Linked DNA regions of Homo sapiens: region 2 is linked to region 1. The links are chromatin loops, found by intact Hi-C in ENCODE. Cell type or tissue: dorsolateral prefrontal cortex. All regions are shown on one strand.

Evidence for each region. A loop is a pair of places that touch in the nucleus more often than their neighbours do. Peaks named below come from ENCODE experiments on the same cell type or tissue, not always from the same donor. Only the 100,000 strongest peaks of a DNase experiment are listed, where the experiment ranks them.
Region 2: a loop joins it to region 1, with 4 times the contacts of the local background. A loop is called at or near these places in 34 of 110 quality-filtered maps.

What each region holds. Positions count from the first base shown.
Region 1 is chr22:22,343,457-22,351,456 of GRCh38, forward strand. It overlaps IGL and IGLV9-49. Among named protein-coding and RNA genes, the nearest start is that of VPREB1, 100 kb to the left of the region's middle. In dorsolateral prefrontal cortex, a CTCF peak has its summit at 4,910; a DNase peak (open chromatin) is centred at 4,895; H3K27ac peaks cover 1,267 bases; H3K27me3 peaks cover 2,346 bases.
Region 2 is chr22:22,391,137-22,399,136 of GRCh38, forward strand. It overlaps IGL, IGLV7-43, the pseudogene IGLVI-42 and the pseudogene IGLVVII-41-1. Among named protein-coding and RNA genes, the nearest start is that of ZNF280B, 110 kb to the right of the region's middle. In dorsolateral prefrontal cortex, no CTCF peak of the experiment used is centred here; DNase peaks (open chromatin) are centred at 4,205 and 6,405; H3K27ac peaks cover 1,002 bases; H3K27me3 peaks cover 1,480 bases.

The DNA of each region.
Region 1 (8,000 bases):
CTGGGAGCCTCGGTCACACTCACCTGCACCCTGAGCAGCGGCTACAGTAATTATAAAGTGGACTGGTACCAGCAGAGACCAGGGAAGGGCCCCCGGTTTGTGATGCGAGTGGGCACTGGTGGGATTGTGGGATCCAAGGGGGATGGCATCCCTGATCGCTTCTCAGTCTTGGGCTCAGGCCTGAATCGGTACCTGACCATCAAGAACATCCAGGAAGAGGATGAGAGTGACTACCACTGTGGGGCAGACCATGGCAGTGGGAGCAACTTCGTGTAACCCACAGTGACACAGGCAGAGGGGAAGTGAGACAAAAACCTCCCGGCTGATCTGCTCTGTCCACACTTCCTTCCCACTGGCCTGACTCACATTTCAGAGGGCTGTCTCTTAACTCTGTATTTAAAGTTTTCACCTTCCCAGACATTTTGGAGTTCTAATTCACAGCATATGTTCCCTGTGTGTAAATATTTTCTCAAGAGCTTTTGAAACATTGAAGTTTGCACACCAACATTTGTGGTTTTTGCCACTCACCTGTCCCCTGATGGGATTGAAGTTTCCAGGTTGTGGAACTGCTCACAGGTGCGTTTATCAGGAAATCACCGTCACCAGCTCCCACGACCTTTGTCCATATTCAACATTTGTGAGCTGCCTATTCAATGATGGGAACTGACAATTTCCCTGGAGACACAAGGCCTTCACCCTGACTCACAGTGTCACATAATCGACGTGGACTTCAGCCATCTCCAGTCACCTCCATGTGCACAGAGCTCTCATGGTACATGTGCTTGGCTGCCCTAGAAAGAGAGAATGGACACACACCAAAGATAGTAGAATGTGAGCCTGCTCTATATCTGAGATTCTGAAAGAGGCCCCCACTGCCTTCACAGAATGAATTCCTTCACATGCAGGGAGAGAGCTCTGGTGGAATCACTCTGCAATGCTTTCTGATGACAAATACCTGGATTGAGGTCAAATTTCACAGGTTAATAACCCTTTTCAAGACTACCTCCACTACAGACTCCAGTTCCCAGGCATTAAGCCTGAGGACCCTTGTAGACAACCAACATGGGGCTGTGACCAGCAGGAGCAATGGGTAACTGTCCCAGGCCCTGCCTTGGGGCTGCTCACAGCCGGGTGAGCCCCACTGGCCACAGGCTGGCAGAGGCTGAGCTGCTCCCTGTGCTCGCTGATGAAACTCAGCAGCCTAGTGCTCTCAGGGTCCAGCAAAGCCTCTTGGGCAGGGTCCTGTGCCTGTTCCCAACAGCCGCTCCTTCGAGGACCCTCCTGGGCCCACACTCGAGCAGCTCCTTCCTCAACCTCCTCTGTCCTCACATCCCCTTTTGGGTTCCTGAATCAGTGATCAGGTAGGGTCTCATTTAGCCAGAAGGGAGGGAGTAGATTTGCATGAACAGCTTCTTCTTTTCCCTGAGGGCAGAAGGAAAAATAGTCAAGCCTGGGGAAGCCCAGCCCAACTGTGAGGTCCAGAGGCTGTGTCCACCATGGCTTGTTGCCTGAACTCCTCTGGTACCCAATCCTTGGTCTATGTTTATAGACTCAATGAAAATACCTCCCTTTCTACTGGCCTCTTAATGCTAACAGAATCATTTTGTCCCCTAAGCACAAATAGCCTTTCGGGTTGCTGGGTGGGATGACAACTAGAGCAGAAGTCTAGCATGTGCAACCCCATTCCTGGCCCATACATGTCCCTGCTCTTGGCCCAGTCTTTGCTGGTTACTCCCTGAACTCTGAAACTTCAGGGAAGTTGAGTTTCTCTTTCTCTTGAGATTGTACTCTTGAGGAGCTCCTGAATTTCCAGGTATAGGGTGACCCCTCCTCATTAAGGACATGGCTCTCAGACTTATCCCTGGTTTACTTCCCCAGGTTTAGGTCTGTGAGTTCTAAACAGTTTCCCTATGTTTCTTTGGTTGATATTTTGGTTGATATTTCCCTTTGTTTCTTTAGGTTGATATTACATTGGGTAATTACATTGGTTGATTACATTGGGTAAATATATTCTTGTAGATATACACATTATAAACTCTTCCCCCATTAAGCTCTTAATAAATAAACTTGTTTGGGTGCCAATGTACCAATGTAGGTAAGAAGTCTTGACGCTTTTTTTTTTTTTCTTCTGCAGGAGCAGAGGAGAACCTGAAAAAAAAAAGAGAGAGAGACAAGTTCAGCTTATAATACTGTTATTTTCATATAAACTCTCCTACTTTAAAAAGTACAAAACTAGACCTATACTGAAAATATTTTTAAATATATCAGAGTATCTGCATCTGTCACTGTGGAGATGGTTGCTTGCTCTACCACAGAGCACAATAATACTGAGCCTCATCTTCAGCCTAGGCCCCTGTGATGGTGAGGGCAGTCTTGTCTTCAAGCACAGAGTGTGAGAATCAAGTGGGGACCCCATGCAGAGATGGGGACGTCAGACACACACACCCTGGCTCAGCCTCACCTCATGCTCCTAACATCTCCATCTTCTTCACACAGAGGCTGCTGCTGCTTCTGGCTAACACGGGCTCCTGACGCTGGTTCTCCAGGGCCCAAGAGAAAGTGGTCACATATATTCTTCTAAGCTGCAAAATTTGTATTTTTAACCCAACATGTTATTATAACAATGTGTTCATAAAGCACAATACTAAGATCTATCATCAATTGCACAGTTATGAGTTATTTATAGGAGTGGCAAAATAAAAAGTTACGCACACACACACGCAGATTCGGGCAGGCCAGAATTTAATTACAGGAGCAAAGTTTGATATTAGTGACACAACATAACAATGATCCTATGTATAATGATAAACATAGCAATGGACCATATGAAGCTTTGAAGAAACATAATGGAAACACAGAAAAAATCTCCCTCTCACCAAATTTTAGAAAATTCTAAAAAAAATTAAAAATTTTTAAAACCCCTCAAAACTGAGTTAATTTATAAAATATGATACAAAACATAAAGTTTACATAACTTTAACACTCTTCATACTCAGTAAATGCAGGTTCTTTCTCCACAATTTAATCCAGTGTACCAAAACCGAGCCTTCCTGTTTGCTGGAGGAAAACCTCAGCACCACAACAGTAGAAAAGCACCAACCTCTCTGCCCACAGTGCATCTTCCCTCCAGAGACTCCGCAGGACTCTGCATGGTCTCCTGAGGGCCCTGAAGTGGAGGTTCTGTGATGAGAAGGGGGCATGGATGGCACAGGGCAAGAATGTCTGCAGGGTAAGAGTGTTAGAGGGACAAGCTTCATTCCTCTCTGAAACAAGCCTATCTTACATGATTTATCTTTATTCTTCTCTACAAAAAAAAAAAAAGTCACAAAGATAGCTGCAAAGAAATATGTGAAATTATACAAGGCTAAGATAACAAAGAATATTGGAAGAAAAAGTAATTATGACATCTTCTATCAAAACATTTTAGGCCAAGCGTGGTGGCTCATGCCTGTAATCCCAGCATGTTGAGAGGCCAAAGCAAGAGAATCACTTGAGGTCAAGAGTTCAAGACAAGCCTGAGATCCCATTTTTATTTTTTAAAAGCAGCATTAAAAAAAAAAGGTTCATCATAGTCTCCTCTTCCCACAGTTAATAATGAGAATGGAGAAAGTTCAAAAAGTGAAAATTTAAGCAACTCTTATGTACCCATAACAATTTTTTAAATTTTAAAAAAGAAATGAAACCCGTAGCACAACTGACCACCAGCACACAGGTGCCTCTTCTTCAGCTGCCCCTCCTGAAGTGACAACCAAACCCAGGGGCTCAGCACAATGAGCTCTCCCTCTGGCCATACATTCCCTGTGAGGCCCCATCTACTCTCATCCCAACACAATTGCTCCCCAGGCATCTGGGGGCTGCTGCTGAGATTCTCCACTCATGGGGTCCTGGGCACAGCGGTGTTATCCCAGTCCCCCTCTTCCTCTGTGTCCTGGGAGCTGGAATCAGAGTCAGCCTGATCTGACCCAAAGCCTACAATTAAGAGCCCTGAGTGGCCTCTCCTGCTTTCCCCCCACATTAGACTCTTCCTTTCAGTGTCCTTCCTGGGGTACTGTGTCACTACTCAATAATATCTTATGTCCTCAGTGCTAGGCGTTTTTCACATAATATACTCTTGTTAGTTTCTCCTCACCTTTCCAAGCTCAGTTATCAACTCTAGGCTGATGATCCTAACTATTCATTTACAGCACATTGTCATATAAAGGCCAGCGATATCTAGAAAAAAAAGTGCCAATAAATGTGTGTACTGCATCTTACGAATCACTACAAGGATACCACAAACAATATCCCTGTATTTAAATAGAGTTCACTCTTCAGACACAAGAGTTTAAGTGGAGTTCAATATAATAGTTTATATAGATAATAGTTAATATAACAGTTTAACCAGTCTGTCTGTGGCTAAACCAGTCACCATCTCCTGCACTGGAAGCAGCAACAATAAGGGTCTTGGGCTTGTGTCCTGGTACCAACAATGACCAGGAAGTGCCGCCAAACCTCTGATACATATGTACGGATCCATATATTTATATCCATATCCTGCGGCGAATATCCACCTGCAGGGATCCAGGACTGAATCTCAGGCTACCGGTCTGGCAAGGAGGCATTGCTGAGCATCTCTGGGCTACAGGCTTAGGACAAGGCTGATCTCTGCTGTTGGCTTTAGGCAGCTCCATCGAGGTCCCCACAGTGCTGCAGTCTGGGGAACTGAGACAAAGGCACACCAGGTTTCCAATGAGTATGAGCTACCTGCAGCACCACCCACTGTCAGGACAACTGGGCTCTTTACCGTTTGTGTGTATGTTTCCTGGTGCTGCCACTAACCAGTGCCCAGGACTCAAGTCAGGGACAGTGATCTAGAGAATGCAGCTTTGTTCTTTCAGAGCCAGCCCACAGAGGGAGCCCTTAGCAATGGCACATTGTCAGACTGCTTCAAAAGAATCAGAAAGCCTTTGATTCCAGGAACAGGCTGCTCTGGGGACAGACCCGAGATGGGTCAGGGGAGGCAGGGACAGATTCCAGGTGGCTCTCTCTCAGGCACATGCACTAATGCAGAGGTCTAATCATCCCTATTGTCTACTGAACAACTACTATGTGCCAGGCTATGGGGAGGGCTCAGGATACAGAGTTACCAAGACAGACAAGGTTCCTGTCTTCATAGGGCTGACACCAAACTAAAGAGAGACAGTCAAGAAGTCAATGGGAATAAGGCATATTGTGGTGTATCAAAGAGGTGACACTGGCCAGAAGGGGGAGAATGATAGAACGCCTTTAGTGGGTCGTAAGCAAGGAAGACACAGCCTTTTGTTTGAGATTTAGGAGGAAAGTCCAGCTTCTTCAAGGAAGACAAAAAATGAGGGGATAGTGCGAAGGCAAAAGGTCCAGTTAGAAAGCAGTGGCATTGTGCACATGAGAGATGAGGTATCTAGCATCTGATGTAGCAGCTGAGCTGGGAGGAATGTGCATGACCCACACCATGGTGAGAAGGACTAGAGGAAAGAGGTCACTAGGTTGAGGCCCTGACCTTGTCCTTGTGATGGAAACCTGACAACAGCCTGCAGCTGCGATCAAGCATGTCACTCTCCTCTTCTCTCTGGAAAGCTCATAGGACTCAGGACTCATTGCTGCCCTTCCCTCTTATTCAGTGAGATTTATTTGAACCATCACTTTTCACACCTGGACAGAGACCTGCTTACTTTCTCTTGAGCAAAAGCACTAAGGGTCGGGACAGAGCACTGTAGAGCACATGGGATGATGCCCTACACACTCAAGGGGCTGCTGTTACTGCTGTTAAAGCTCACGATCAAACCTCCCAGAGCTCTGTCAGAAACCATGAGACGGGAGGTGTCAGTGCTGAAGTAGCTGATTTGGGGGCACACTGATTTGCAGTCTGTGCAGTCCTGATTTGGAGGTGTGGGACAGTGAGGGCTGAAGCCCAGCATCGGCAAGAGGTTCCTGAGGTGTCTTTATGTGCCAGGGTCCTTGTGACCACCTCAGTGATGTGTGGGGGTAAAGGTCAATTGAAAAGCTGGAGAGCAGTGGACAGGCAGGATTCTGTGTCTGGGTGAGGGACGGGATGTTCAGCTCCTGCCCAGGCATCCTTATTTACATTTCTGTTTACCTCTCTTCTTCCTTGTCTCCTTCCCAGGGCAGGGTTGCAGGGCTGTTGTATCTCCGCTGCTCTTTCTCCATCACAAAGAGAGCAAGAGAGACAGGTTATGTGATGACTAATTCCCTCTTCACACTCAGTTGTCTGATTGTCCTTAGGAATTCTTCCTGAGGATGGGAATGTGCTGTTTTATTTCTCCCTTACAGTGAGATCCTAGCCATTTGTGAGGCCAAGGAGATTGACCCCATCCTGTCGATGAAGGATTATTTATAACACACATGGTCAAAAAGAACATCATCAACTTCTGCACAAGTCAGTCCATTCGTCAGGGTTATAGAAGTGCACGTCTCTCAGCTGTCAGCAATGGGCTTCAAATCCCCAGGATGACTAACTTGTCAGGATGGGATCATCCACATTAAGATGTTTCTTTACAGTTAGTGACTCTATTCACTGTGTTTCCCCTGCTGAGATCCAACCTCTATGAGATTGTTTATTGGCTGTTTTCTGTCTTGTCATTGCTGAAAACACTTCCTGGCACTAAGGACAGACTCAATACATGTTTATTAAATATGTGAGTTCACCTACATTGGAATCCCAGGAAGAGGTACAAACCTGAGGTCAAGATAATAATTTTTTTAAAAATTCTGAATATTTTGTGTTTGAGATTCCAAGTTCATTCAATGGAAGATACTAAGTAATGACTTTTGCCTTTGGATTTGGTTAGCAGGAGAAGGATATGGATATAAAAATGCAAATATATATATCACACATACCTCCCCATGGCCCAGAGACCTGAAAGCCCAGCTGGTCTCTGCAGCTGCCAATTGCAGCCTCTGTTCACTCATTTATGGTCTGATTGTCATGGATCCATATATACTGGATCCCATGGGTTCATGTGGAGAAAGTGGAGAGGATGCGATGGGCTTTCCCAGTCCTGATAAAAGAAACCACAGGAAGCGAATAGATCATAAAGCAAATTCTGGGGACAGAAAACCCTCGAGAGCAAATAAACTGCTAATATGGGTGAGTTGGGAAAATGTCTGGCAATATTTATATAACTAAGAAACTTTACATTAGATATCCTTCCTTCACAATATTCATTACGGAGCTTTAAATCATCCATATGATCAATGCAATTCAAACATTAAACTCATCAACCCCAAGTCCCATAGCAGACTTTGATGAGGAAATTCTTGAAGGAAGAAGGATGGGTTTGTGAGCTCTGTGTCCACAGAAGAGATATTTCTCCACTAGGAGAACTGGGTAAAGCCAATAAATAATTAGGAATGTAGATGCCCAACTGGACTATATTCTAATCCAATATGCAATGCTGTGAGTCCTGCATCTGCAAATTGTTAACATTCATTGTGCTTCCTTCAGTTTCCCAATTACTACAATAAATTAACTTTAGACATGGATGATTACAGAACAGATCAATTAATGTGAGAGTCCTTGGAATGTGTTGCTTTAATCCACAAAAATTACGGAACACTTCAAATGTATATATTTGTTAATTTATGTACCAATTGTATTTTACTGCTTCGTTGATCTGTTGTAAAAATCACCCAGTGAGGGAGTAAGCTGATGGGTAAAATGGGTTGAAAAATTAAACAAGATGAACCACATTGATGATGGTCAAATTTGGCTGATGGGTGCAAACAATTCATTAGAAAAGTATCTGTATATTTGTATGGTTCAAAAGTTTCCATGCTATCCAGTGTTTAAAATATCCTTGTTTGTAACTGTTCTGCTTTTAACCGGTGTACAATGTGGACAAAATGTAAGCTTACACTCTGACTTTGAGTAGAAGCCCATCTTCTCCCAACAGGCAGAGGAGAAGCTGGTGTGGAGAACATGGAAAACACAGGAGCTCAGGGTTTCCCAGGACAGAGAAGCG
Region 2 (8,000 bases), 48 kb after region 1:
TTTCCAAACAAGATGCAAGGGTGCTCCTTGGTCCCTACACAGAGGGGCTTAAGCCAGGAGTGCATAAGTAACATGTAAGAGACAGAAGAACTCAACCTGTCTCTCCCTCTGTGCAGTGAAACACCTAATTCCAGGGTTCTTTGATTCTGAAGGTGGGTGGGCTGAGAGAAAGAGGAGCCCCACCCTGAGAGCTCCGAGTATTCAGGACAAGACTTGGCAGCCTGAATAGGGGCTATACTCTTGAGTGTGGAAGAAGCAGGCATCTCTGGGGCACAGGCTGCTCTTCTGGTGGCTTCTCCTTCACCAAACTGGGCTCCCTGCTGTGATGTCTATCAGAGAATCTCCTTCAGTAAGACCAAGATTCCAGGATTTAACTAAAAATAGCAGCACAGACCAGAAAGGTATGTCATGGTACTTGAATTCTGTGCAGAGCAATAAGTACAAATGCAGCTTAACAGGGGCCTTCACAGTTGTATCTTTGGTGAAGGAGAAAATAGACAATGGCAGGGAGAAACTGAAGGACTCAGTAGGTCTGGAACTGGGGCAGCACTGGGTGCTATAAGCTTGTCCTTCAGGGGTCTACAGATGCTGACACCTGGGAAGTCATCCTGCATCATCTGCTCACTGCTCACTGGGCTCAGCAGCTATGTCCTCACAAATAACCAGATTCAATCAACCTGGCCTTCTCCACCCAACCTGGGGAATGTATTCCAGTGACTGTTTCAACTGAGGTTCTATGAAGGGGTTGGGGGATAAGAAGAGGGGACTGATTTGCTTGAAGAAACCATTGCACATCCTTTCCTTTCATCTAAAACCTATTAATGGAAACTCTGAGGCCACCCATAGAAGTCTAGCTGGTCTTCTAAATTTGGGAGTTACGAAGGAGTCATTCCTGATCAATCTACAGGATAAGGGGCCATCAGCAGCTGGTGGTCAGAGTGAGGGAGAAACTGGCTTCCTTGAGAGACTCATCAGCACAGCCACCAACTCTGGGGAAAATGGGGCACTTGCTATAACAGTCACCCCAAACTACTCACAGGAGCCTGAGCCTCGTCCCCTCACCTTATTGTTTCTGATTCTGGTCCATGCCTCTGTTTTCCCTGGACCCCTCGCCCATGTCTGAGTCCAGGGTAGCAGGGGTAGTTCCATCCCAGTCAACATCTATACAGAAGTAACAGCTGCTATGGCTTGAAGCCGAGTCTACAGTTCTACCCATGAGGGCCTCTTTTTCTCCCCAATCCCCTCACACAGGTGACCAGTGCTGTGGGTCTGGTGGAGTGGCCACTGGCCACTGGTCCCAGGCGAACACAAAGTATTTATTCCTCTCTAACACCAGGCATATATTGGAGGGGGTTTGGTGGGTGTAGAACAGAGTGGTTCTTCCAGATGCAAAGCAGTAAGACCCTGTCTACAGAAAGTCATTTCACAAACCTCCACACCCTTTCATGATAAAAACGCTCAGTGAACTATGAATACAAAGAAACTACCCTAACATAGTAAAAGCTATCTATGAAAATCCCACAGTCAACATCATACATAATCTTAAAGACCAAAGATATGTTTTTGTAATATCAGGAACATAGCAACAATGTACACTTTCACTGCTTCTATTCAAAACAGTATTGAAAGTCCTAGCCATAGCAATAAGGCAAGAGAAATAAATAAACAGGATAACAATTAGAAATAAAAAGTAAAACTATCTCTGTTTTCAATGGATTTAATGTCATATGTAGAATACCCTTAAAAGTTCCACAAAACAGCTTTTGTCAGAATGATTAAATGTATTCTGTAATGTTCAGAATACAAAATCACCATGTAAAAACATCTCATGGCTGGGCATGGTGAATCACGCCTATAATCCTGGCACTTTGAGAGGCTGAGGTGGGAGGATTACTTGGGATCAAGAGTTCAAGGACAGCCTGGGCTACAAAGCAAGAGCCTGTCTCAAGAAGAAAAAAGAAAGAAAGAGAGAAACAAAGAAAGAGATAGAAAGAAAGAAAGAAAGAAAGAAAGAAAGAAAGAAAGAAAGAAGAAAGAAAATCTCTTATATTTCAATACTTAGAAAATCTCTTATATTTCAATATTTAAACAAGGACACAGGAAAAAACCCAAAACAAAATTAATAAAACAAATCAAATTTCAACATCATTAGAGAGAGTAAAATATGGCTGGGCACAGTAGCTCATGCCTGCAATCTCAGCATTTTGGGAGGCTGATTTGGACGGATCATCTGAGGTTAGAAGTTCAAGACCAGCCTCAACAATATGGTAAAGCCTCGTTCCTACAAGATAAAATAAAATAAAATTGCTAGCTGTGGTGGCACATGCCTGTAATCCCAGCTACTCAGGGGTCCAAGTCACAAGAATTGCTTCAGCCTAGGAGGGACAGGTTGCAGTGAGCCAAGATCTTGCCACTGTACTCCAGCCTGGGTGACAGTGAGACATTGTCTCAAAGAAACAAATAAATAAAAATGAAACAGTAAAATACTTAAGAATAAAGTTATTCAAAGAGGTGAAAGACTTGTAGATTGAAAAGTATAAAACATTACTAAAAGAAATTAAAGAATACACAAATAAATGGAAAGAAATCCTTTGTTCGTATACTGGAAAACTCAGTATTGTTATGCTAGCAAAACAAACCAGGAGGAATTGACAGATTCATTTCAATCTCTGAAAACATTCCAGTAATATTTTATGCAAGAATAGAAAAAAATTAAACCTAAAATTTATATAGAGTATGAAGGGAACCTAAACAGTCAAAGTCATCTTGTAAAAGAAGACCAGTGTTGGAGGTCTCACACTTTCTGATTTCAAAACATACTACAAAGCTACACTAATCAAAACAGAGTGGTATATATGTAACATACATACTGACAAATAAAATAGAACTGAGTGCCTAGAAAAAAAACTCTTAGTTATACAGTCAAATAATTTTAAACAAGGTTGTCAAGACTTTTCAGTGGAAACAGTACAGTCTTTCACAAATATAGACGTTCTGGGAAATAATACTGAATGGCTTTTGCTGTTGTTGTTTTTGAATGGTCTCAAATGTTCTCTCAAAGATGCTACAGAACATAGCTTATTGATTTTGTAAGTTAAAAGGCTGAGTAAGACTGTGAGAGACTCCCTGCTCATCATCATTCTTCTTCCACTTCCAGTGACTACTCTTATATTCTGTGCCATAAGCCAACAGCTACTGACCCCAGGATCTTTTAATCCTTCTGTAAAACTGTCATTAAAAAAAAATTGTCTAAAGTAAATTTTTTAAAAAATTCTCACTTAAACCAGCTGTTTATCCAATATAAGGCTCAACACAAATAGTTACAGAAAGCCAGTAGGTCATTAAAACAATTAATTTAGTCATTCAAATAAAAATGAACACCATGTAACACTAATATCAAATTATAGTCACAGGGGCAGAATTTCAGCAACAGCAAGAGAAAGTAGCACAAATAGGAATGAGCAAAGAATAGACAATTAATGAGTGTGAATTGGCCTGGAAAATATTGTGGCAATGTCCAAAGATAAATCCACAGTTATTTGTGAAACAAGTGAAAGACCACGCATTCTCAGTCCAGGAAAGCCACCAGGGGGTGGTCTGGGTCTCTTGGACTGTAAGAAGCTCAAGAGGTCCAAACTTCATGAACCCTGCACAGGTGCTCATTGACTCATGTAAATGTTAGAGCAGCTGCTTCCTCCCACAGGACAAATCCACAGCACACAGCCTCCCTGGGCTGGCCCCTCACAGTGTAGCTGCTCTCAGGCCTGTGGACCCAGGTGGTGATAAAGGCAGTAAAGATTTGCATAAAGCAGCACACAGCACACCCCCTCCATGGAGAGAGCTCAATAGGAGATAAAGAGCCATCAGAATCCAGCCCCAGCTCTGGCGCCAGGGGTCCCTTCCAATATCAGCACCATGGCCTGGACTCCTCTCTTTCTGTTCCTCCTCACTTGCTGCCCAGGTTAAGAGAGATTTCAAATACCAGCCTTTGGAGGGATCCTTCTGTCTGCCCTTCTAATTTCTAACATGTGTCTGTTTTTTGTTTCAGGGTCCAATTCTCAGACTGTGGTGACTCAGGAGCCCTCACTGACTGTGTCCCCAGGAGGGACAGTCACTCTCACCTGTGCTTCCAGCACTGGAGCAGTCACCAGTGGTTACTATCCAAACTGGTTCCAGCAGAAACCTGGACAAGCACCCAGGGCACTGATTTATAGTACAAGCAACAAACACTCCTGGACCCCTGCCCGGTTCTCAGGCTCCCTCCTTGGGGGCAAAGCTGCCCTGACACTGTCAGGTGTGCAGCCTGAGGACGAGGCTGAGTATTACTGCCTGCTCTACTATGGTGGTGCTCAGCACAGTGACAGACTCATAAGAGGAACCAAGACATAAACCTCCCTCGGCCCTTGTGATGTGGAGATTGTGTGATCATACACACCAGCTCTCAAGACAGCCTACATGTGGACCAGCCATAGAAAGGGGAAGGAAAGGGTCTGAATTGATTTCTATCCCTCCTTGTGCCCTGAAGTGGAGGAAATGTGAGAGTGATTTGCAGTAATTGAATGAGACAAAGCAAAAGTTATTTGTTTTATATGAAAAAAAAAAACCAGAAACAGCAGGATCAGATCTAAAGGCTGAGTCTAAATGCATTTCCTCCAGACAGAAGCTTCTTCAAACGATGGGCTTTCTGAGCTAAGAGCAAAGAAAATAAACTCTCCATGGGTATATTATTAAAGTTTATTTTATTGAGTTACTTTCAAAGCAATCCATGACTATTATATAAAGTCAGAAAGTATTAAAAATCACCAAGTTCTCTGCTAAGCTACCTTATCCCATGCAATCAAAATAAGTACTTTTCTTCATTTGGATGCATTTTTTATTTCTGTTTTTAATATTTCCACAATGGTGATTAAACCTGGTGCTCATTCCTCTGGTTTGATCCACCTTTATGCTCTTGTCATTTAAAGTTAATGTAAGTAGTGTTCCATTTATTTAAAAGGATAAAATATTTTAATAGTTGATCATTGCATTTTGAACTGAGTACCAGTGAAGTATTCTAGCTTTTAGGTAATTTCAATTGTTTGCTAGTCAATGATGTTATACGTTGTTGTCATTAAACCATTCCTGGTCATTTCTGTGGATTTTGTGAGGTCAGAGAAAATGTCTGTGCTTTTCAATGGAAAGCCTTGGGTACATTATTCCTGACTTCCCAATGCACAAAATAGAGAAACACAAATTTCCTGCTCATGTTAGTTAGAGCATAAGAGATTCAGGTACGAGGAACAATTTATACCCCAAACTACATACAGTGTCTTCAGGCATGTATTAGAAGTGTACTTCTCAAACTCTCTGATACCCTTAGTTCTGAAGAAGCTCAAAGTTGGCTAATACTTTTATATTTATCTTTTTATTTTTTTTACCTCAGCCAGCACTTTCTCCTGATTCCTGGGGTTTTCTGCATTTCCAGTGAATCCAGTGAATCACACAAATAGGCTAACTGATTCTTCCCAAACTCCAGCACTCTCCCTTATGTGCTGATCTAGTGAGGAATCACATGGGAAGAGAGACCCATGGATTTCTGGCGGCCTGGGAAGTGAGTTCATGGCTGGCCTCAGCTTGCAAACCAGACACTTGTCTCCTTGTTTCCCTTTACTGTTCATTGGGTTCAGCAGCTGTGTCCTTCCAGGTTTCCTGGACAGTGATGGACCACACTCTCCCAACTCCCAACCACCCGCTCCTCAAAAAGAATAACCAGACTCAGCAACTTATGTGAGGGGCACAGCCAGGGGTCAGGATAGATTGGCATTAAGTCCCCTCAATTAAGAGAGGCCAGGGAAGGGGGGCTGTTCCCCCTAATCCGTGTGGCTCAGGAAGCAGAGCTCTAGAGACATCTCTACCATGGCCTGCACCCCCTCCTCCTCACCCTCCTCAGTCGCGGCACAGGTGGCTGGAGACAGGGAGTCAGGGACTGGCACTGGCAGGACCAGGGCTCTGCTTTGCTCCCCTGGCTCACTGAGCTGCCTCCCTCACCCTGTGTCTCTCTCCCGACTCTCAGGGTCCCGGGCAATCATGGCTCATCAGGTAACCTGCACCGTCTGTCTGTGGCTAAACCAGCCACCATCTCCTGAACTGGAAGCAGCAGCAATAAGGTTCTTGGAATTGTGACCTGGTGCCAACAATGACCAGGAAGTGCCTCCAAGCTTCTGACTCATAGAAGTAAATATCTGCCCGCAGGGATTCAGGACAGACGCTCAGGCTACCAGTCTTGCATGAAGCCCTTCCTAAGCATCTCTGGGCTTTAGGCTGAGGACAAGGCTGATCACTCCTGTTGGCTTCAGACAGCCCCCTGGAGGTCCAAACAGTGCTGCAGTCTGGGAAAGTGAGATGAGAACACGCCAGGTCTCCTAGGAGCATGACCTTCCAATGGCACCACCCACAACCAGGACAGCTGGTCTGTTTACCATTTGTGTGGATGTTTCTTGATGCTGCCGCTAACCAGGGCCCAAGACTTAGTTCGGGGACAGTGATCTAGAGAATACAGCTTTGTTCTCTCACAGCCAGCCCTCAGAGGAAGCCCTTAGCAACAGCATTGTCAGACTGCCTCAAAAAAATCAGAGTCTTTGATTCCAGGAACAGGCTGCCCTGGGGACAGACTCAAGATGAGTCAGGGTAAGCAGGGACAGAATCCAGCTGGGTCTGCCTCAGGCATGTGCACTAACGCAAAGGTCTGTTCATCCTTATTGTCTACTAAACACCTATTATGTGCCAGTCTCAGGAGAGTGCTCAGGATACAGAGTTTACAAGACAGACAGGGTTCCTGTCTTTACAGGGATAATGCCTCACAGAAGAGTGAGCACCAACAAATCAATGAGAATAAGGCATATTGTGAGGTATAAAATGGTTGACATGGGCCAGAAGACAGTGAGCAACAAGAAGCTATTAGGAGGTTGTAAGCAAGGAGATACAGACTCTGGTTTGAGATTCAGGAGGCAAAGTCCAGCTTCTCTAAGGAAGATGAAAAAGGAGGGGACAGAGTGAAGAAAGATGGTCCAGTTAGGACATGGTGGCTTTGTACACATGAGAGATGAGGTTTCTGGCAAGTAATGTGGCAGCTGAGCTGAGGCCTGTGCTGTGGATCCCAGACGGGAGCCACCTGCTAGGCCTAGGCTGGAGCCCTCTGCCTCTGCTCACGAGGACCAGCAGCTGTGTCCTTACAGGTCCTTAGGGAGCCACAGAACAGCCCCACCCTGGTCCACCCCATCCCAGGCTCAGCTTTCTAGGCAAGGGTCAGAGTCAGGGCCTAGGGTGGGACTTGGCCAGCCCAGGGGAGGAGGCTGGTGTGCATGAAGAGACCCTCCTTCATCCTGGGCTGCTGGCGAAAGTAATAGGGACTGGGGGAGCTCAAGCCCAGCTGAGTGTCATCAGGATGCAGAGCTGTGTGTGGGTCCCCACCAAGGCCTGAGCTCCTCCCTTTCTCCCCCTTCTCATTCACTGCACAGGTAACTAGGGCTAGGGATCAGGGCTGTGGGTGAATGGAACGAGGACCCTGCATGCTGCCCTCTCAACTGACCCACCTCTCTCACCCTCTGTTAGTCCAGGTGTCAAGGTTCTGGGCCCAGTCTGTGCTGACTCAGTGGTGTGAAGAGTTCCTGTGGGTGGGGTAAACTGCCGCCATCTATCACACTTGAAGCAGAAGCAAGGCTGGGTGTGGGCCTGTGTCCTGGTATCAGCAGTGTCCCCAAACTCCTCATCTATGACAGCAGTCATTGGTCTGCACAGGTCCCAGCGAAGTTCTCAGGTCCCAGGTTGGGGATCATGGCATCCCTGAGCATCTCTGGGCTCCAGGCAGAGAATGAGGCTGATTCTTTCGCTCATCTTGAGACCCAAGGATCCATGATTAGGCAGTGCTGCAGGCCAGTGGGTAGCTGGGAGGAAAACCTTCTGTCTCCCCAGTAATGTGTCTTCCCTCTTCAGCCTCCACCCCTTCAGCACAAGTTTCTGGG